Linked DNA regions of Homo sapiens: all the other regions are linked to region 1. A link is a contact called in ENCODE Hi-C or POLR2A ChIA-PET data. All regions are on one chromosome and are shown on one strand. The core of a region is the stretch at or near the end of the contact, and the rest is flanking DNA. Distances in the headings are between cores, read along the strand shown. Region 1 holds the start of SNUPN (snurportin 1). Region 2 has its middle 14 kb from the start of MIR6881. Region 3 holds the start of UBL7-DT (UBL7 divergent transcript). Region 4 holds the start of CLK3-AS1 (CLK3 antisense RNA 1).

The links. Hi-C counts contacts between places; a loop is a spot of excess contacts on that map. ChIA-PET counts read pairs that join two places held with the same protein, here RNA polymerase II (POLR2A). Pooled maps may share reads with other maps.
Region 2: a loop to region 1 is called in a pooled map, with 4 times the contacts of the local background. The contact joins the enhancer-like site here to the promoter of SNUPN in region 1. A Hi-C loop is called at or near these places in 1 of 37 single-sample maps with no recorded cell type and 2 of 50 pooled maps. POLR2A ChIA-PET finds 5 or more read pairs at or near these places in 1 of 52 experiments (K562).
Region 3: a map of CD4-positive, alpha-beta T cell shows a loop between it and region 1 (4-fold over the local background). The contact joins the promoter of UBL7-DT here to the promoter of SNUPN in region 1. A Hi-C loop is called at or near these places in 1 of 168 maps with a recorded cell type or tissue (CD4-positive, alpha-beta T cell) and 7 of 50 pooled maps. POLR2A ChIA-PET finds 5 or more read pairs at or near these places in 1 of 52 experiments (CD8-positive, alpha-beta T cell).
Region 4: a loop to region 1 is called in a pooled map, with 13 times the contacts of the local background. The contact joins the promoter of CLK3-AS1 here to the promoter of SNUPN in region 1. A Hi-C loop is called at or near these places in 1 of 37 single-sample maps with no recorded cell type and 8 of 50 pooled maps. POLR2A ChIA-PET finds 5 or more read pairs at or near these places in 2 of 52 experiments (WTC11 and naive thymus-derived CD4-positive, alpha-beta T cell).

The regions. Positions count from the first base shown.
Region 1 is chr15:75,624,411-75,627,167 of GRCh38, reverse strand. SNUPN (snurportin 1) reads left to right here and starts at 1,443. Exons shown (of 9, transcript NM_005701.4): 1 at 1,443-1,502. RefSeq lists an enhancer at 1,075-1,264 and a silencer at 1,915-1,964.
Region 2 is chr15:74,396,110-74,398,866 of GRCh38, reverse strand. No RefSeq gene overlaps it. Among named protein-coding and RNA genes, the nearest start is that of MIR6881, 14 kb to the left of the region's middle. RefSeq lists enhancers at 1,067-1,116, 1,137-1,556, 1,146-1,779, 1,797-1,996, 1,166-2,365 and 3 more. Within about 2 kb of position 1,371, at least 9 of the 41 ENCODE cell types and tissues checked have a DNase peak (open chromatin) inside an H3K27ac peak, as active enhancers do.
Region 3 is chr15:74,459,903-74,462,659 of GRCh38, reverse strand. It overlaps UBL7-DT (UBL7 divergent transcript), which reads right to left and starts at 1,395. Exons shown (of 4, transcript NR_120377.1): 1 at 633-1,395. UBL7 (ubiquitin like 7) reads left to right here and starts at 1,500. Exons shown (of 11, transcript NM_032907.5): 1 at 1,500-1,623. RefSeq lists enhancers at 1-481, 1,429-1,578, 1,869-1,958, 1,413-2,259, 2,415-2,757.
Region 4 is chr15:74,614,426-74,617,182 of GRCh38, reverse strand. CLK3-AS1 (CLK3 antisense RNA 1) reads left to right here and starts at 1,391. Exons shown (of 9, transcript XR_007064715.1): 1 at 1,391-2,757. CLK3 (CDC like kinase 3) reads right to left here and starts at 1,347. Exons shown (of 13, transcript NM_001130028.2): 1 at 1,285-1,347. RefSeq lists enhancers at 1-592, 593-1,204 and silencers at 1,293-1,832, 2,253-2,572.

The DNA.
Region 1 (2,757 bases), core at 194-2,693:
TGAGGTCAGGAGATCGAGACCATCCTGGCTAACACAGTGAAACCCCGTCTCTACTAAAAATACAAAAAAATTAGCCGGGCATGGTGGCAGGCGCCTGTAGTCCCAGCTACTCAGTAGGCTGAGGCAGGAGAATGGCGTGAACCCGGGAGGCGGAGCTTGCAGTGAGCGGAGATTGCGCCACTGCACTCCAGAGCCTGGGCGACAGAGCGAGACTCCATCTCAAAAAAATAAAAAAAAATCTCACGTCCAGAAAAATTGGCCTTCCAGGGCCCCAGAACCCTTTTTACCAGTCTAGTAATAGCCTTTCATCAGCCTAATTTCCTATTCTTTTTAGTCTGAATGTATGGTGTAATGTGCATAAAATACACAAGTCCAAATTTTAGCATTCCGTGGACGCAAAATGTGCCAAAGGTGGATACTTTGCTTCTGTCATACATCGGTAGTCAACTTCCCTATACATCAAACTTTCAGCAAATTCAAACATTTTCCTTGAAAGCTGTGTTACTTTGGCCAAATTACTTAACCTCTCTGAGCTTCAGTGTGTCTACTTCCTCATGTCATGATTAAGAGTTAATATCTACTGGCTTAAAAAAGAAAAAAAAGGAAAAAAATTAAATGAGATGATGGGTGTGAAGCAGGGATTGGCTGAATGTAAGCATTCAATAAATATTCAGTTTTAAAATTGTAATCTCAGCCTTCCCGCCCTGCAGAGGCTACACCCTGGCAGGACTTAATCTCCTAAATCTCTGCCGCTTACCCTAGTCTTTTGCACCAATTTAATCATTCCTTCACGCAGGGTCTACTGAGCGCCATCCCTTGTGCTGGACTCTGGCTACTTAAATAGGAATCAAGCCAGGTCCCTACCATTGCTCAGCCCGCAGCCGAGTGGGAAAGAAGCTCGCAAAAGCAGCAAACAGGCAGTAATCGAGGTATGTATCTGCTTTTGTTAAGGGCAAGTGGGGGAGCGAAGGTCTGTGTCTGAAACTTGGGTGTGAGGGGTTAGTTGGAGTAATCCAGGCAATTGGCACTGCCCGTTTAAGAGCACGGGCCCAAGAGGGGAAGGGGACTCCAGGTGAAGCCCTAAGGCCCGGGAAGATCTGCGGGAGGCGGCAGGGCCCAGGGCGTTGAATGCCCGGCCACAAGATCAGCCTCCTCCCATTGGCGAAAGGAGCCCCGAAGAGCTTGTGTTCAGGAGGGAGGCCTCGGCCTGGTCAAGTCATCTAGCAGGAAGAGTCCCGGACAGTGCAAAGCAAATGCAAGAAGACCCCCTCCCTAGCCGATGGGAAATGCCCCAGCCGTTGAAGGCGGAAATAACGGCCTGTAGGCAACGGAACTCCCAGCGTTCGCAAAGGAGGGAGGAGCCGGAAACTCAGGGCGCGAGGCCTGTGGGCCCAGCGGTGAGGCAGCAGCTGGGGGCGGGGGGAGGGCGGACCTAGCTTCCCAGGGCAGGTGATTCGTCGGCCCCGGTGGCGGCGGCGCGTGCGACGGTCACCTCGGTTTGGGTGAGTCCCTGGGTTCGAGCCCGGGCCCCGCCAGCTGCCGAGTTGCCTCTCGGTGCCGGACTGTGACTCCCTCTGGCCGGCCCTGCACTCTGGCCTCCTGGGACGTCATCTGGAGGGATAGAGCCAGGCCTGGGACTCCTTTTGGGAGAGTTTCCGTTCTTCTATTCCGTGCTGTCCGGCCAGGACCCCTCAGGGACTTCTGTGGGGCAGGGGCGAATCATGCATGGCCTAGATGACCCCATGCCTAGAAAAAGGCAGTGCGGGGCGGTGGCGGCGCGCACGGCCGAGTGAAGCAGATAGCGTCCCCGGGGCTGGAGCCCGGTAGCAGGGGTAGGGAAACGCGGAGGCTGCCAGGATGCGGACCCAGGGGACGCGAGGCGGGGGCGCCGGATGGGGAGACGCGAAGGAGGGGGAAGGGGATGGGGGAGGGGGCTAGACAGGGAGGGAGGGTGGAGCGTGGGCGGGGCCTGGGGCGGGTCGGACTTTAGGGAGTTGGAGCGGGGGTTACTGGTGCTAAGACCACCTGGGGCTAAGGTCCGAACACTTGGAGGCAGCACCATCCAAGGAATGGGTTGAAACAGCAGGAGCCCGGCGGGGCGCAGTGGCTCACGCCTGTAATCCCAGCACTTTGGGAGGCCGAGGTGGGCGGATCACCTGAGGTCAGGAGTTTGAGACCAGCCTGACCAACATGGTGAAACCCCATCTGTACTAAAAATACAAAAAAAATTAGCCGGGCGTTGTGGCGCGTGCCTGTAATCCCAGCTACTCGGGAGGCTGAGGCAGGAGAATCGCTTGAATCCGGGAGATGGAGGTTGCAGTGAGCCGAGATCATGCCACTGCACTCCAGCCTGGGCAACAAGAGCGAAACTCTGTCTCAAAAAAAAAACAACAACAACAAAGAAAAAACAAAACGAAACAGCAGGAACCCGCCAAGAACAGCCTTGAAGGAAGGTAAAGGAACCGCCCCAGTATCCAGGACATCAGTTTTTCTTTTTTTTTTCTTTTTGAGACGAAGTCCAGGCTGGAGTGCAGTGGCACGATCTCGACTCACTGCAAGCTCCGCCTTACGGGTTCAAGCCATTCTCCTGCCTCAGCCTCCCGAGCATCTGGGACTACAGGCGCCCGTCACCATGCCTGGCTAATTTTTTTGTATTTTTTTTTTTTTTTTTAGTAGAGACGGGGTTTCACTGTGTTAGCCAGGATGGTCTCGATCTCCTAACCTCAGGTGATCTGCCCGCTTCAACCTCCCAAAGTG
Region 2 (2,757 bases), core at 122-2,621, 1.2 Mb after region 1:
CCCACTTTTCGGCTGTTATAATAATATCCAGAATAACGCTGTATGAATATTTGTGTACAAGTTTTTGTGTGATCAGATGTTTTCAACTCTTTGGAACATCTATTTACCTGGGAGTGGGACTGCAGAATCCCATGGTAACTCTGTGTTCAACGTTTTGGGCAACTGACAAACTGCTTTCCACAGAGGTGATACCATTTTACATCCCCGCCATCAGAGTGTGAGGGCTCTAATCTTGCCACAGTCTCACCAACACTTGTTATTTTCTCTGCCTTTATTCTTTCAACACACACACACACACACACACACACACACACAGAGAGAGAGAGAGAGAGAGACATTGAGACAGGGTCTTGCTCTGTCACCCAGGCTGGAATACAGTGGTGCAATTTTGGCTCACTGCAATCTCCGTCTCCTGGTCTCAAGCAATCCTCCCACATCAGCCTCCCGCGCAGCTGGGACTGCAGGTGCATGCCACCACACCCAGATAATTTTGTGTATCTTTTGTGGAGATGAGGTTTCACCACATTACCGAGGCTGGTCTCGAACTCCTGAACTCAAGAGATCTGTTGGCCTTGGCCTCCCAAAGTGCTGAGATTTCAGACATGAGTCACTGTGCCTGGCCTTCAACACATATTTTGTTGAGCCCCTGCTTGGTGTCAGGCCTGTGCTGGGGTAGGGGATGCAGGGGTCCAGGCTGCTCTTGCAGAGCCAAAGGGACATAGATGTGACCCAGTGGTGGCTGGTGCTGAGTGGAGGGAAGGAGGAGGTGAAGTGATGGGAGTGACCTGCATGGACAGTCAGGGCAGGCTTCAGGGAGGCAGCGTTTGTGCCCTGGGAAGGTCTTGGCTGTTACTGTCCAATCCCAGCCTCTGTCCCTTCCCAAGTCCCCAGGATGAGTGGTAGTCAAGGTGCTGGGTGCCTCAGTGTTATAATGTGAAAAGTCTCAGCCTGGCCTGAAACTCACCCATTAGAGCCCTCACCTGCAGATTCTATGCCCACAGCCCAGGCCAGATGAGGAAACTGTGGCTCAGAGAAGGGAATGACTTCCCAAAGGTCATCCCAAAAGGTAGTGGCAGAGGGAGACCAGATCCCTGATCTACAGATGCCCAGCCTGGGGTCCTTTTAGCTCTGATGGGGTGAGGCCTGGGGCAGCATGAGGCTGGGAGCAGGGAAGATGGGGGAGGGCAGGAGGCTGAGAGAGCCCAGGTGAGAGAGGGCCAAGCTTGAAAGGTTTTCCCAGGCTGGGGGAGAGGCCCTGGTCAGGATGTGTATGGGTAAGGGGTGAGATACAGAGGTCCCTGGGGCGGGCCCAGACCTGTTTCTCCTTTGCCCAGTTTCAGTTCTGTTTTGCTTGTCCCCTTCTGTTTTGCGTTCAGAGTGGGTTGGGGTGGTGGTGGGGTGACTCTTAGCCCCCATCTTGATCCCCATGGTGGGGGATGAGGAGATGGGCTTAACTCCAGACACCACTTTCAGTCCCCCTTTCTACCCCCACCCAGGGTCCCCCAGTCTAAGGGCGGATGCGGGAGGCCTGGCTGGGTCCGTCCTCACAAGGAGGGGCAAGCTGGGCAGAGCCTGGCTGGCCTCCCCTGCTGCCATACCTTGGAGCCCACAGCCTCCAGTGGGTAGTGACTGGCCCCAAATCTAGACATAGGTAATGTTTGCTTAGTGAGCTCATGTGCTATGGGACTAAGTTGAAATGCTCTGCCCCTTACTCATACACCCTTATTGACTCACAGGTCCCCAAGGTGAGTCACGCCCACATCAGGTATTGTGGGTGTATGAGACATACACCCACTGCAAACTGGGATGCAGTTTCCAGTCCCCCTGCCAGCATGCTTAGGGCACCAGGAAGGGCAGTGGGTGCTGATGGGCCCCAGATTTACCAAAGATGACTCCAGTTGGAGGCCTTGGACTGCTGTGGGCTTGTCAGGGGCCTTTGTGGCCCTGGGAGGAGGTGTCTGGGGCTGCTCCAATGTCTTTGGGGTCTCTCAGGTTGGGGTGGATCCTTTGGGAGTGCTGGGCACTGGCAGAGACTCAGGCCGCAGGGAGGGGACTTGCTTTCCCTCTGGCTCCCTCAGGAGGCCTCAGCTGCAGTGCTGGGTGCTGGCTGTCCTCAAACCCATGTCCTCCAGCCCCCTGACGTCTTCTCATTTCCTCATCTCAGGTTTCAGCCCACTCAGGCTGACGTTGCCTTCTGATCTCGTTTTTCAGCAGCCCCCAGGTCTCCGTGGCTGCTGTGCAGAAACGCGAGTGGTTGGGGGAAGTCCACATGATGCTGGCCTTGAAGAGCCTCCTGCCAGCCAGGCCTCAGGAGGGCTCACTTCCCCATTGCAGAACTCCTGCGGAGACCCAGGGGCAATTTCTGGTCTTTAGCACAGGGCCTCTGAGGGGCTGGCTTTTCCTAGGGGCTGCCCTGGTGCTGTGGCACCGTGGGGTGGGGGATTTCGGCAACGCCAGGGGCTCGACATGGCTGAAACTTCTTTGGACAGCTCAGCTACCCCAGGTAGAAGCCTCTGTCCCTCCCGGAGCCAGGCCTGTCCCAGCTTCGAAGTCAGATGTTGGGACATGCTGTATGCCTTTGGGACGAGTAGCCCCGTGGGCTCAGAGCTCTGACAGTGAACCCAGATGGGGTTGCTGTGAGGCACTGGGCGGGTCTAAACAAACAAGGTGCTGTGTGAGTGCATAGGTGCGAACAGGCTGCTCCAAGGGACTCTTGAATTGTCTTTGCGGACAAGTGGGAGTTAGCTGGAAAAGAAG
Region 3 (2,757 bases), core at 146-2,645, 1.2 Mb after region 1:
GTGGTGGCAGGTACCTGTAGCCCCAGCTCCTCAAGAGGCTGAGGCATGAGAATCTCTTGAACCCGGGAGGCGGAGGGTGCAGTGAGCCGAGATCGGCCACTACTGCACTCCAATCTGGGCGACAGAGCAAGACTCCGTCTCAAAAAAAAAAAAAAGTTTTAAAATGAAATTAAATTATCTAATACCATTAAGAGTAAAAAAAAAATCATGAACTGGGAAAGTATTCACAATATATAATTTTGATAAATTATGGAGCTCAGGTGCAAGTAACTTAGTAGGCAGGAGAGGAAGGAGTCTAAAGAAGTCTAGTTAGGAAGGATTACTGAAAGAGGGGGTATATCTAAAAATGGGTAGGATGGGAAAGGGAGACTTTGGGAACAGCCATGGGTTCCTAATGCGCCCACAACATACATGGGAGTTATCCTGAAGATAAACTCCCTGAAGACAGTGAAAGCCATTTCAAAACTCCCCATATAACTTATGAGAACAGAGGGGTGATCTGCCTTTAATGTTAGGCCTTCTGAGATCCTGCGATCTGTTCGCTCTCCTCAGTAACATTACCCTGCTCAATTGCTGCCTTAATCCCAGGTCGCACATTGGAATGTGGGAATTCAGCGTTTACATTTACCCACACAGGATCAGCCTTCAGCTGCTACGATCAACTTCAGTATTTTCATATAATCACTTTTTTCTTTCCTTAGTTCTTGAATTATTAATTCCTTGAGAAGAGTCCAATCAGAGGTAGTCTTTCTTCAGTATTTTCGGTAATCCTAATTTCTGTGCAAAAAAATTTCTGTTCCATTTTAACCGTGCAGAACTTTCTGTTATCTAAAACACAGTTTCTCTATGAGAGTTCAGTGAAAATTCCCCTTCCCAAACTGATTCTATGAATGACTGTTAGATAAGCTTCACCACTGCATGTAGAGGGTGTACCAGGAACCCAAGTTAGTAGCTCTCCTCAAAGACCCAACTTTTGGAGGGGGTCATCGTCTGGTTCCTGGTATGCCTCCACAGGTAGGTCCGCCTCAGGAAGTCAGCGGCGAGGAGCACAGAAGAGGCTGCCTTCACCAACGGACAGCAGTTTTCATCGTGAGGGCCGTCGGCAACCGCTTGGATGTGTCTAAAGGGGCCGTTTGGGAACCGGCCCTTCTGGAGGGAAGGGTCGGAGTGGGAGGGGATCCGGGATCCGCCTTACGGCCGAGTGTCCAGCAGCGCGTTCCAACCTGGCAGAACCGACGTACTTCATATGCTCCTCAGGGGAGCGCGGGAATCACCAGGCTGAAGAATGACTGGAAATGGGACCCTCTCCAACCAAAGCACCCAGACATTCCGGCGCCGGACATTTCAAAGAGCGCGGAAGCCACGCCTTCCCCCAGAACCGGAAGCTTTGCAACTAGCGCCTCTTGTAGACTGGCTGTTTATAAGGGGGCGGGGGGCCACAGCGGGAACTGCAACTCCCAGAATGCAGCGCGGAATTTCCGGTTTCCGGCGAGAGGGCCAGAGTGAGTGTTTACACCGGCGGCAGTGCGGCCGGGTTCCTTCCGCGGGACGGGTGAGGGCGCTGGGGCCCTGGGCAGCGCGGGCTCGATGTGTGTCAGCCAAGTAGCTGGTCCCACTGGAGCGGTGAGGTCGCCACCGGATAGTGTTCCTGCCCCATTACTAGCGATCTGTGACCTTGGGCCAGTGATTTTACTGAGTCTTGCTTCCCTCATCTTTAAAATGTGGCTAATGCCTGCCTTAGGGAACCGTTGTGAGGATTAAGTGAGACATGGTATATAAAACGACCTCCTTCTGGCATAAACTTGAGGTGGAAGATACCTTGAGGATGCTTGAAGGTCTGCTAGGCAGCTTCACAGCCTTTTCTTTCCTCTTCTCTATCAGAGGTCTCTTTGGAAGCAATAATGATGACTATAACAAGAACTTATCTTGCTTTGCAAGATTCTTCCGCCGTCAGAGTTTCTGATTTATTTTCTGGGGTTCCATGTATGCCAGGTATGGGGACAAGGATGAAGAAAACTTTAGTCTTTTGTTTTCAAGGGCATTCAAGAATTGGGGTGGAGGAGGGGGCAAGCAGATATTTGTAGCCCTTTTGTTCTGAGGGGATGTGGGAACAACAGAGGAAAGAGAGGGGACTGAGGTTATTGAATCTGTGTTGGTTTCGGTAGGAGTTTGCTAAAAGGCCAAAAAGGGAAGAGAAATTACATGCAGAGTTAGATGAGCAGAGGTGTAAAATAGGGGAGAGCTTTGTTATGAGTGTGTACTTACATGTTGTGGAGGTCCTTTGCAGGGGTAGGGCTCTGTTGGGGAATGAGGCTGGCAGGGAGTTTTGTAAGCCAGGCGATGAAGTTTAGACTTAATTTATATAGATGGTTTAGAGGTATTGGAAGAGGTCTTTTTCTGGGGGGCCGGGGTGGGGCAGGGAGGGACGGAGTCTCTGTCGCCCAAGCTGGAGTGCAGTGGCGCTATCTCGGCTCACTGCAACCTCCACCTCCCGGGTTCAAGCAATTCTCCTGCCTCAGCCTCTCAAGTAGCTGGGATTACAAGCGCCTGCCACCACGCCCTGCAAATTTTTTCTATTATAGTAGAGATGTAGTTTCACCATGTTGGCCAGGCTGGTTTCAAACACCTGATCTTAAGTGATCCGTCCTCCGCGGCCTCCCAAAGTGACAGGATTACAGGTGTGAGCCACCGCGTCTGGCTTTTTTTTTTTTTTTTTTTTTTTTTTTTGCGACAGAGTCTCTCTCTGTCACCCAGGCT
Region 4 (2,757 bases), core at 142-2,641, 1.0 Mb after region 1:
AAAATGGAGATAACATCTCTCAGCCTGGCAAAAGAGATGACAAGCATGAGAGTTATAAGGTACCACACACAAAGCAATAACAGAGAAGAGTATCCTTCCTTTAACACATTCTAGGCAAGTAAAATATTGGAAATAGCAGATATCATCCTCCCAGCCAGGGCTCTAGGGCCCATTTCTCAATTATCTCTGATTCTCGAAAACCTCAGCAAACAGCTTGTTTAAAAAGCAGCTAAAGGCCACAATTATGCTTTGGGAAGCTCTGCTCTGCACAATGAGGAAAAAGGTGATATGAAGAAAACCAAGCCAAGGATGTCAACTTTGAGCACAGGCCTTGTCGGCTTCTCATTTGCTGTTCCTGGCCAGAGAACTGGGCTGACTAGAAGTGCAGCCAGCCAGGTCAGCGGCTGCCCTCCCGGATTCCAGCCACCCCAGCACCCATGGTTATTTTTGGCTGGACTGCCCTACCACTGCAACCTCAAACCTGCCACCTCGCAAGCCTCCACCACCAACGGTGAAACGCTCCTCCTTTTCAAGGGCATCAAGAAGGGAAGCTGGAAGGCCGCCAACTCCGCCTCTGATGGGGGCCTGGTTCAGGCAATTTCCACCCCAGCTCCACATCAGGGCACCCACACCCGGAACTAAAGCTAGAGACTCCCGGGCGGGACGGAGGAGCAGCCAGGGGATTTGAACTGTCAGCTTGGCCTAGCCCATCCTCCGGGCTGGAGTGGCTCTACCACCACAACAAAACACACAGGGGAGCCTGCGCCCTCGTTCGCGTCCCTTCCTGCCGCCCCAGGTCCCAGGGGGTCTCAGAGTCCCATCCCCTGTAACCGCCACCAGTGGCGCCGAGGGGAGACCCGGGGACAGAGGGAAAGCCGGACTGGGCCAGAATCAAACTCCAGGCCGCCAAGGGAGGAGTCATCTGCGGACTAAGCCTGAAGCCAGGGGTAGGGGAGGGGTCTGAAGGGCTTCTCTGGCTCTTCTACGTCGGACCCCGACCCCATTCCGCGGGCAGGCACAGAGCCCAAACTGGACCCTTGAGCGGCCCCAGAGGCCGTTCAGGCTCCGCCTTCAACACCGTGGGGTCGAGGTCAGGGTCTGCAGTGACCGCCCTCCGGGGCAGAAGCAGCGGGTCAGGGGTGAGAGGTCGCGGCCCGATATGGGCCGAAGAGGAGAAAGAAAGGGAGTAGGCCGAGACCGAATGGCACCAGCGCGCCTGCCCCGCCGACTCACCCCCGGCCGCCGCCGCCGCTGTCGCCGCCGCGGACCCCAGCCCACACTTACCGTCTCCCAGGCTCCGGCTGCAGCTAGGCCCCACTCCCCGCTCCGAGCGCCTCTTCCGCTTCCGGCTGCGACCTCCGCCCGTGGCAGCCCCGCCCCCTCGCGTGACGCAGCCGTCGCCAGCCTCGGCTCGACCCGGCTCGGAGGCCTGGCCGCTCTAGCCCCCGACTCGAAGGCTCCGGGGCACCAGCCCTCTCCGCTCCGGCGGGCGCCGCGGCCTAGGAGACTAGTTCCGGGAGGGCCGAGGGGACGAGCCTGGCCCGGCCCGCCTCCCGCCGTGTCGCGGCGCACGTAGGTCCCCCGACCTGACAGGTGCGCGGCCCGGGCCGGCTGGGCTCTCAGAGCCGAGAGGTGGGGCCCCGACCTGGCCGTGGGGCTGGGCCCGCTCCGTCGCCCCGACCCCGCGTGGTCCGCCAACTCCCTCCTGCGCGCGGAGAGGACGGGCATTGTTCTCGGGGCCCCGGAGAGCGCGAGAGCGGCCTGAGGTCTGTGTGCCGGAGCTCGGGAAGGCGGACGCGACTCCGCTTGCGCGAAACGAGCGAACGACACATTATTATCTTGGTGTGTGCGGGTTTTTTGAAAGCCGTGGTGGCGCTCCCAGCTCGCCAGTGCGTGCGGGGCAGTTTCTGGGAAGATACCCTAGAGCTACTCTGGCGGGGCCGGAGTCTGGAGGGAGGAGATCCCCTCTCCTTGAGCCCCCTCCTGTGGAGCGGCTTCCTGCCGGCCTGCGTGGCCTCTCAGTTAAGACTCCCCCGCTAGACAAAAGCCCCGCCGGCTGCGTCTCTGGGCCACTGGACAGCCCCCTTTTGCAGAGGCCTCGAGCGTGGGGTCACCAAAATCCCTGACACCTACTGTCCCGCGCCGGGTCGGACAGGATTACGAGGCCCCACTTTCCAGATGAGAAAACTGAGGTGGGGATCTTTTGAGACCTCACTGTGAGCGTGCGCGTCCCGCCCGGTCTGGGAGTGGCGTCCCCGGCCTCGCGAGCGTCGCGCAGTGAAGCGACAGGGCGTGGCGCCTAATTGTCCCCACGCCACGCGAGGGCTAGAAACCCGCAGTCGGGGCGGACCATCCCTCCAGGCACCGCCCCCTCCTTGGGACCGCTCCGCGGGGGCGCCAAGGGTTTCCCCAGCACCGCCCCGGCGGCCGCCAGCCAGCCGCGGCCCCGCCCATGCCCCTCCCCGCGGGTCTGGGCCCGCCCCTGAAGCGGGGAGGTGTCGCAGGGGAGCCCCCCGCTTCCGAGCTGCGGCTGCGCATCAAGTCCTTCGCCAGCGGCTCTCCCTGAAACGGGGGGTTTCAAGGCGTGATTTGTAGGGGTGTTTAGTATCCCCTAAATCTCTGCCAGCTCCACCATGGCTATCCGAAGTAAACAACAGAAGCTAATTCAAAACTGGGTCCCCTTCCAAAAAATTACAAAAATTAGCCGGACTGGGTGGCGCATGCCTGTAGTTCCAGCTCCTTGCAGGGGACTGAGGC